Linked DNA regions of Homo sapiens: region 2 is linked to region 1. A link is a contact called in ENCODE Hi-C or POLR2A ChIA-PET data. All regions are on one chromosome and are shown on one strand. The core of a region is the stretch at or near the end of the contact, and the rest is flanking DNA. Distances in the headings are between cores, read along the strand shown. Region 1 holds the start of MTERF2 (mitochondrial transcription termination factor 2). Region 2 overlaps CRY1 (cryptochrome circadian regulator 1).

Region 1 (3,955 bases), core at 37-2,536:
TCTGCTAAAACAACACTTCTTCACACCTCTGTTTGGATCACAGATCAACTCAGAACCTGAGAGTCACAGACTCTCTTTCCAGAAGAAAAGACCCACGCTCACAACATTTCGCAAATGATTTTAGCAGGATTCATGGACACCCTGCAGCCCGGCCATGAATGACCTGCACTAGATTTACAAGCGTTGGGAAGGCAGGAACTGAACGGTGTTCTGCTTTATTCCCTGCACCCAGCAAAGAACTTGTTCCACAGAGAGACAAAATTAGTATTTGTCAGGTGAAACTGAGTGAACAAGTGGATGCGGTACATTAATGCAGTGGGTAAAACTGGGTTAGCAGAGCCAGACTGCCTGATTCCTGGACAACAGTTGTGTTGTGACTTGAAGAAGTTACTTCACCTCTCTGAGCCTCAGTTTGGCATCAGGAAAATGGTGATACTATCTCCTGGGTGACTGCAAAGATCAAACGAGTTAATACCATAAATCACTTAGAATATGCAGAAAACTCTTCACATATACTAAATCATTAAATCATCACAACAACTCATTTTAAAATGAGGAAACAGACGCAGGTAAAGGAACTTGCCCAAGGTTACTCAGCTAAAAAAAAAAACAAAAAACAAAAAACCGGCAGAATTTGGACTCAAACCCCACAGGTTGGCTCCAGAGTCCTGCCTGCTCTTAGCCCTGTGCCCCCACATATAGCAATGCTTTTGGTAAATGTTTGTTAAATCACAATGTGGGCTGTTCTAGGATGCTTGTTTCTTAAGCATTTTTGGGGAGTGAAATTCACTTCTGTAATACACAGTTATGGTTAGTATGGTCTTCTCTACACCACCACTGGTTTCAATAAAGTTCTTCTTTCGTAACACATATGCCCTGCTGCCAGTTTCAAATTGACCAACGTTTATAAGCAAGGAAAAACGAGGGTCCACGGAAGATCTCCAGGACCGATCAAAAGGCCGCACATTCACTGTGGGGCCTCCGCTTTTCCAGAGAAACCCGGCAGGCTGAGCTGAGCGTCTGGCGAGGCGTGGGGTTTTGCGGGCCCTGACCGCTGCGGCGCCGCTGGTGAGGAACACGCCCAGGAGCAGAGGAAGGGGGCGACTCACCCGTCGGCGTCAGCTCCAAGCAAGGCACAGGGAGTCCCGGGGGCCAGGCCCCGTCCTTCCCTCTCTCTCCGGCCAGCCTCCCCACAGTCCGCAGTCCCCGAGGCCTGGAGCCGGGATTTCGGTCCTCGGTCTCAAGAAGCTCCCGACAGTTCTCAGCAGCGCCAACCAGGCCATCAGTCCCTTCGCCCATGGCCAATCAGGGCTCGGGAGATGACCGCCAACCCCCGCCCCCCCAAGACACGCCCCCGCGTCCCAACGCAGCCAGTCAGAGCGCGGGACACAACTACGCGTCCCTCCCCGCACCACGAGGGCGAGTCGGAGTGGGAATCGGCTTTCCAGGCAGCCCAGCCTGTGCTGGCGGGGGCATCTGGCATTTTCACACCCTTTCCTTCCCAGCATTTTAGGAAGCGGAGTTCCAGTAGCTTTGACGCTTAGAAAATATAAGAAAAAAAAGAAGTAACAGAAACCGCTATATCTTTAAGATAGAGCCAATCACTGTTCCCAAAATAATTCAGTTAGGTAAAGAACCAACTTACAAAAGAAATGTTTAAAAAACCCCCAAAGTTCTTTGAAACACATCTGAACTCTTCCCCGCCCCCACCCTACCCCAGCAGTTAGCGACTGTCTTTAAAAGCCATTCTCCTTTCTCTCCCTCCTTGCCACCTTCACCTAAATACTCCCCTTTTCTGATAAACTGCCAAGTGGTTTCCATTCTAATTATTACCGGTGATGCCCAACCTCATACACTAAACACGTTAATTTCTCCTTAAAGCCAGGCTGAATGTCTCTCTCATTTATTTTCACATTTATCCATCCAAAAAACAAGTATTTATGGCAGGCCTGCTAAGTGCCAAGCATATTGAAACAGCAATGAGAAAATAGAGGGGGAATAAAACACATTCCCTGTCCTTATGGAGCTTACATTCTAGTGGAGGGCAGAGATATCAACAACTAATAACGTGACTAATCACACCTAGTTAAGTGTTATCGAGGACAGGGTGCCCTGAGCTGGGCCTGGTGATTCTGTTTGTGTGGAGTTGGAGTCAGGAAAACTGGTTTTCCCAGCTGGAGGTGTCTGCTGTCAGGTGTTCGTAGCACACTGTGCACAGTTCTGCCGTCGGTGGCACTGGCATACAGACTGCCCTCGCACCCTGTGGAGTGAATTCCTTGAGGCTACTGATTATTTTTTCTGTCAACAATGCTGGGCACACAGTAGGAACTCAGGAAATGTTAACTAAATCTTTGAGTCTAGTCTCACTATGCAGTTTAGGCTCAACAGGCTATATTGAGAGGAGCTCACACGTGCATTTAACTCCACTGAGTAGCAGCAAGAATCCTGGCTCCTCAAGATCACCCACCTCTGATCTCTAGGATATTCTAGAATGATCTGAGCAACTCATGTGTACAGCTGGGGGGTGTTTGTCCAGCAACTCCTGAGTTATCCGAATATAAAAACTCTATTATGCATAGATTTATTGCACACTTTTTCCTGAAATAAAATGATTTGGGGTCCAGACTAACCAAAGTGTGTCATTTGCACTTAGGAAAAGGAAATTAGGATACAGAAAAGGAAGTTAAGGAATGTAAACTCAGGACTTAGAACTGCAAGCTGCCATCACTGGTCAGGAGGGAGGGAGCAGAAATGTGCACCAGGGTGCTGGAAGCTTGTATTAGGGCTCCACGTAATTGTGCAAGGAATTACAATACATATGACCCCGTGCATTGTAATCAAAACTTGAAACTGACAAATCAGCTATGCCAACTGTATTAAATAAATGCTACTCAAAGTTTTTTCCAGCCCAAATATTTAAACAGTGCATTTCTAGGACCATATAATCAGAAAAAAAACCTTGAATGAAGAAAAGGGGAAAAGAACTTACAATTATGCATATTATGTACAAGAAAATTACAAACACATTTGAATTGTGAGAAGATCCTGAAATTTCTAGTATGTAAGAGATGCATTAAAAATACTGATAGACTTTTATATCTCAAATTTACTTATTTATTTTAAGCAAATATGAAAAACATAAGGACTTTGTACAGTTCATTCAAAACCCTGGTTCTCTCAATATAATTTTCCCAAGTTGTCAGTACAGTTTTTGGCAATAAGAATTGAAGAAGTATTTGCTGAATGAGTAAAATGTCTTAAATCCCTTAACCACAAGTAGGATTTCTAGTTAAGGGGAGAACACTGATTCGAACATCATGTATCTGCTCAAGTAGAGCATGATGACTGATGCCTTTTCTTTCCCTTTCAGTGATTCATTTTGACCACTATTTACACCAAACTGAAAAAGCTTTCCAAAAAACTCCCTAATAAAAAAAAAATCCTCTTACATTTATAAATAGCATACCAGTGCTTATGCTGAGATAGTGTTCTTTTACTGTTTATTTATTCACATTAAAACTGAATCTTTGGCCGTGCGCGGTGGCTCATGCCTGTAATCCCAGCACTTTGGGAGGCCGAGGCCAGCGGATCATGAGGTCAGGAGATCGCGACCATTCTGGCTAACGGTGAAACCCTGTCTCTACTAAAAAATACAAAAAATTAGCCGGGCGTGATGGCACGCGCCTGTAGTCCCAACTACTCGGGAGGCTGAGGCAGGAGAATCGCTTGAACCCAGGAGGCAGATGCCGCAGTGAGCCGAGATCGTGCCACTGCACTCCAGCCTGGGCGACAGAGTGAGACTCTGTCTCAAAATAACAACAAGAAAACTGAAATCTATGACCTCTTGTACGGTGATGGTAAATCTCAGGTCTATGAATTTCTCAACTCTGCACTGTACAACCAGGTCCAAAGAGTAGGATGTGAGGTACACTTACCATAAAAAACAATTAAAATA
Region 2 (4,196 bases), core at 1,632-4,131, 41 kb after region 1:
TGCACAGATTTAAAAAATAGAAACACTTAAAAAATAATATAGGTATTTTGTAATCAAATATTTTAAGTAGAAAAGATCCAAAAAGAAAAGCAAAAGAGAAGGCTAAAGTAGAACACACTATGATGCTATTCTTTGTTATAAGGCTTTTAAAACTATTTGCATATATTACTCTGATAAAATAAAATTTACATTGCATGCATCTACTTTTGTTTATATGTGCACAAGAAAATAATTGGAAAAATACTTACCAAGCTATTAATCATATCTCCCCGTTAGGGAGTGGGGGTTTGAGATAGGGGTGAGAAACAGAGAAACAAACACATTTTTTTAACTTCATAAAAAAAGTTTAAAATTGATAATTAGCATACATTCCTTCAAAGTAGAAGAAAAACGAGATACACTACATATGTATCTGGTTTAATACATGGTGAACGTCTTTTCAAGGCAATGGACGTACTTCTACAGCATCAATTTTCATAGTTTCATAGTACTTCATTGCACAGATGTCCTATAATTTAACAAGTCTATCAACAAATTACTATCCTTAAATCAATCCTGAAAAGTCCTATCTAGTCTCCTCATCTGTAAAATTGGGACAGTAATCGGACCTGTCTCATAGCATTGTTCGTGAGATTAAATAAATTAACATATGCGAAGCTCTTAGAATAGTGCCTGCCCATAGTAAGCACAATTATATGTTATCTATTACTTTTTAGTGTTCTCCTTCCTTTCCACTTCTGTTTTTGCTACAATAATTCTAGTTCATATTATCTCTTGCTTGTATTTACTGCAATGCCTTAAAATAGATCTGCCTACTAACAATCTCTCTCCATTCTAATTCATTTTATATGCAATTCCAGATCTTCATGAGGCACACCTTCCCATACAAAGGTTTTCAACGACTCATTCCCTATACAATACACAACAAATCATTTTGCTTGGCTACTAACCTAGGGTTCTAGGTTGATTTCCTACCTCATACCCCTTTCTCTCACACCAAACCAAACTTCTCTTTCAGCACACATTCAATCTCCTGGAATGTGCTCCAGGGCCTTTCCTTGGCTTGGAATACCTTTCCCAATTCCTATCCCTTTAAGTTCATATCACACTAACCTTAAATCTTCCATCTTAAAGTCACTTCTACATCTTCTGAACCTCTGAGGTACATTATGTCCTTCAGAGGATGAAAAAATTTTACCTCATATTATACATATTATATATATAACATATATATAAAATATATATATTATATATAATTACATATATATTACATATATATATAAAATATATATATATATATTACATATATATATAAAATAAAACCTCCTCCTAATGGATTTCAAATTAAGTCAGTTCTCCCCATCTCTCTCTTTCTGAGACACAGTCTTGTTCTGTCATCCAGGCTGGAGTGCAGTGGCACGATCTCAGCTCACTGCAGCCTCCACCTCCCAGGTTCAGGCAATTCTTGCGCCTCAGCCTCCCAAGCAGCTGGGATTACAGGAGTGTGCTACCACCCTGGCTAATTATTTTTGTATTTTTAGTAGAGATAGGGTTTCACCATGTTGGCCAGGCTGGTCTTGAACTCCTGACCTCAGGTGATCCACCTGCCTCAGCCTCCCCAAGTGCTGGGATTACAGGCATGAGCCATCAGGCCTGGCCCTAACTACAGTTTTCTTAATCTATATTTTGGTTTCTATATTTGGCAAACAAATCTCATTATGTGCCTTGTATAATTTGTTGAAAAGATTAGAAACAGGATCAAATGACCTAGTAGGGGTGTCTTGTGTAACTGTTGAAAGGATTAGGAGCCTCATAAAATCACCTAGTAGAGTCTCTAGCACATGGTAGATATGTATCAAACAGAAGTTGTTATTTTCCCTTGAGAATAATTCCTGTTTTTTTTTTTTTTTTTTTTTAAAGAAAACACCCCATGCATTTCTATATGTAAATACTTGGGCATGACAAAAGAAAACGTGAATTAGTTGGATGCCTACACCTGTATACAGAATTACTTTGAATTCACAACTTCATCTGAATGTGACTTTGAACTATGATTTGAAGGAAACCTTTCCCAGTAGCAAGGTCAATGTGACTATAAATATTATAAAACAAGGTACAACGCAATTAAGACTCAACTAATCTCTAAGCATATAATTTTTCCTTGATAATACCTCTAACAGCCCAGGTTCAAAGTATCAACTCAGTGATGTGTGTGATTTCTCTTTAATGCTGAACGAATAATGTTACTTCAAAACTATACAAAATCTAATGCTCAATCCTTTACCCTTAACTGGGAAAGGATTAGATCTGTTAGAGTTCAGATTCAGTGTGTTCCAAAGAACACACCAAGTTCAACTTTAATGTAATAGAAATGCATGTGCTCTGGGACACTCAATATTGAATGAAATGAATGATTTATTTTTAATATATTCCACTGAAAATACATATGATATCATCTTAACAGGAACATACTTTCAGACCTTCTCCAATTTGGCATATATATTATTTTCTTGAACTACACCCATTTGATGGCTCCGTTATTACTGCTATTAACTACATACAACAGGTTGCTTTTTAAATAGGCCAAATGATAGTAAAACTCACTATATCCCTTCATATAATTGTACTGCCTACATAGAAGCACAGTCCTCATATTATTTAATTACAATACTGAACACACCACTTTAAATTGAAGAGGCATTAGGTGACAAAATATATATTTCTTCACTTTAAACATTTTAAGGATTTTTTTCCTCCAGAGATCACTATCTATTGCTGTTATTTTAAAAATTATATGCAGTAAGCTTCCTTATACCACTTCCAAAAGATGACTTCAACATGAATCAACAGAAATATTTTCCTAAAGTAGGTCATTGCTATAGCAACCAGTGGACGGTTTAGTATACTCCGTCACAATGACCTACTTACCAGTCTGTGCTAGAACAGCTTTATATAACTAGAATTTCTAGTTCTGTCTATGAAATAGTCCAAAAAAGGCAATGGTAAGATACAACATAATCCTATTGCTGCTGAACACAAGGCATTAAGAACATGTACCATGCCAGAATAAAGCCATGTGGTTCTGTATGCTAGTTTGTAAAATATATCTTACACACTCAGCAATAAAAACTACACTTACAATATCTAAACAGGAACAACTCATTGCTGACCCCAAAGAACTGATTCAAAGAATATAAACTAAAATCACTAAAACTACAAGGAGAATAACCTTATTATCCACATAAAACAAGAGTTAAATGTAGAAAAAACTAAAGTTCTGTATACACCATCATAAAGAAAAAAAATGGAGATTCTCAGTCATTAACCAAAGTCTATTATATTTTATTAGAGATTTAAAAAATATAACAATTTGTGTGTGTGTAAATTTAATAAAATTTACATATGCTCTTTTTTCTGGTTTGTTACAAATTTTTAGTGCTTTCATCTAACTTAATTTTACCTAAATTGTCTGGATATTTGTGATACACACTTTCCCTGAAGATAAGAGTTTAATGTTCAATAAAGATGAAATATATATTTTAAAAGCAAACTTTGCATTTGCCACACTCTAAAAGCCATAAACCAGTAGACCTATATCACTTTTTATAACTAATATTTTGCAATGCCCTCTTTTAAATCCTGAAATAAAAGACCTAGATAATATAACATTTCCATACACACAATTTTAAAGCATTAATATCATGCTCTAATTGAAACATATAGGAGAAATTAAAGGAAAGTCATTAATATTTTAAAAAGAAGTAACATGTACTTCTAGAGGTAAATATGTGGGCATGATATAAGGAGACAATGAATTAAAACTCAGTGTCCACACCTACATACAGAATCATTTAAAATTTAACAGCTACAAAACAGACTAACACAGTTGTGTTACTGGCGACTCAAACATCATACACCATGAGTGATATTGCCTTTGGTGATGTGATTTTCTGAAATATTGACCAAGACAGGAAAGTTCAGAAAAAAAAGCAAAGTACAATCTTTCCTTTATTTATATAGGTGATAAATACATTCCAGGGAAACTCAGTGTATATTAAAATTGTGTAAAAAATACCTACTGTTTATACATAAAGATTTAGGCTCTAGGTTCAGACAATTATGAATAAGTTTTTCACTTACATTAAACATCTGGAAGAACATTTGAAATTTATGTGTAACTCAGAAAAACTATTTTA

What was found. Hi-C counts contacts between places; a loop is a spot of excess contacts on that map. ChIA-PET counts read pairs that join two places held with the same protein, here RNA polymerase II (POLR2A). Pooled maps may share reads with other maps.
Region 2: a loop to region 1 is called in a map of gastrocnemius medialis, with 5 times the contacts of the local background. The contact joins the enhancer-like site here to the promoter of MTERF2 in region 1. A Hi-C loop is called at or near these places in 10 of 168 maps with a recorded cell type or tissue (IMR-90, PC-3, ascending aorta and 7 more) and 22 of 50 pooled maps. POLR2A ChIA-PET finds 5 or more read pairs at or near these places in 6 of 52 experiments (AG04449, AG04450, BJ and 3 more).

Annotation. Positions count from the first base shown.
Region 1 is chr12:106,985,860-106,989,814 of GRCh38, forward strand. It overlaps MTERF2 (mitochondrial transcription termination factor 2), which reads right to left and starts at 1,287. Exons shown (of 3, transcript NM_001033050.3): 1 at 1,110-1,287.
Region 2 is chr12:107,024,875-107,029,070 of GRCh38, forward strand. All of the region lies in intron 1 of CRY1 (cryptochrome circadian regulator 1), which reads right to left. Among named protein-coding and RNA genes, the nearest start is that of MTERF2, 40 kb to the left of the region's middle. Within about 2 kb of position 2,882, at least 8 of the 41 ENCODE cell types and tissues checked have a DNase peak (open chromatin) inside an H3K27ac peak, as active enhancers do; they include CD4-positive, alpha-beta T cell and gastrocnemius medialis, where a contact is called at or near this core.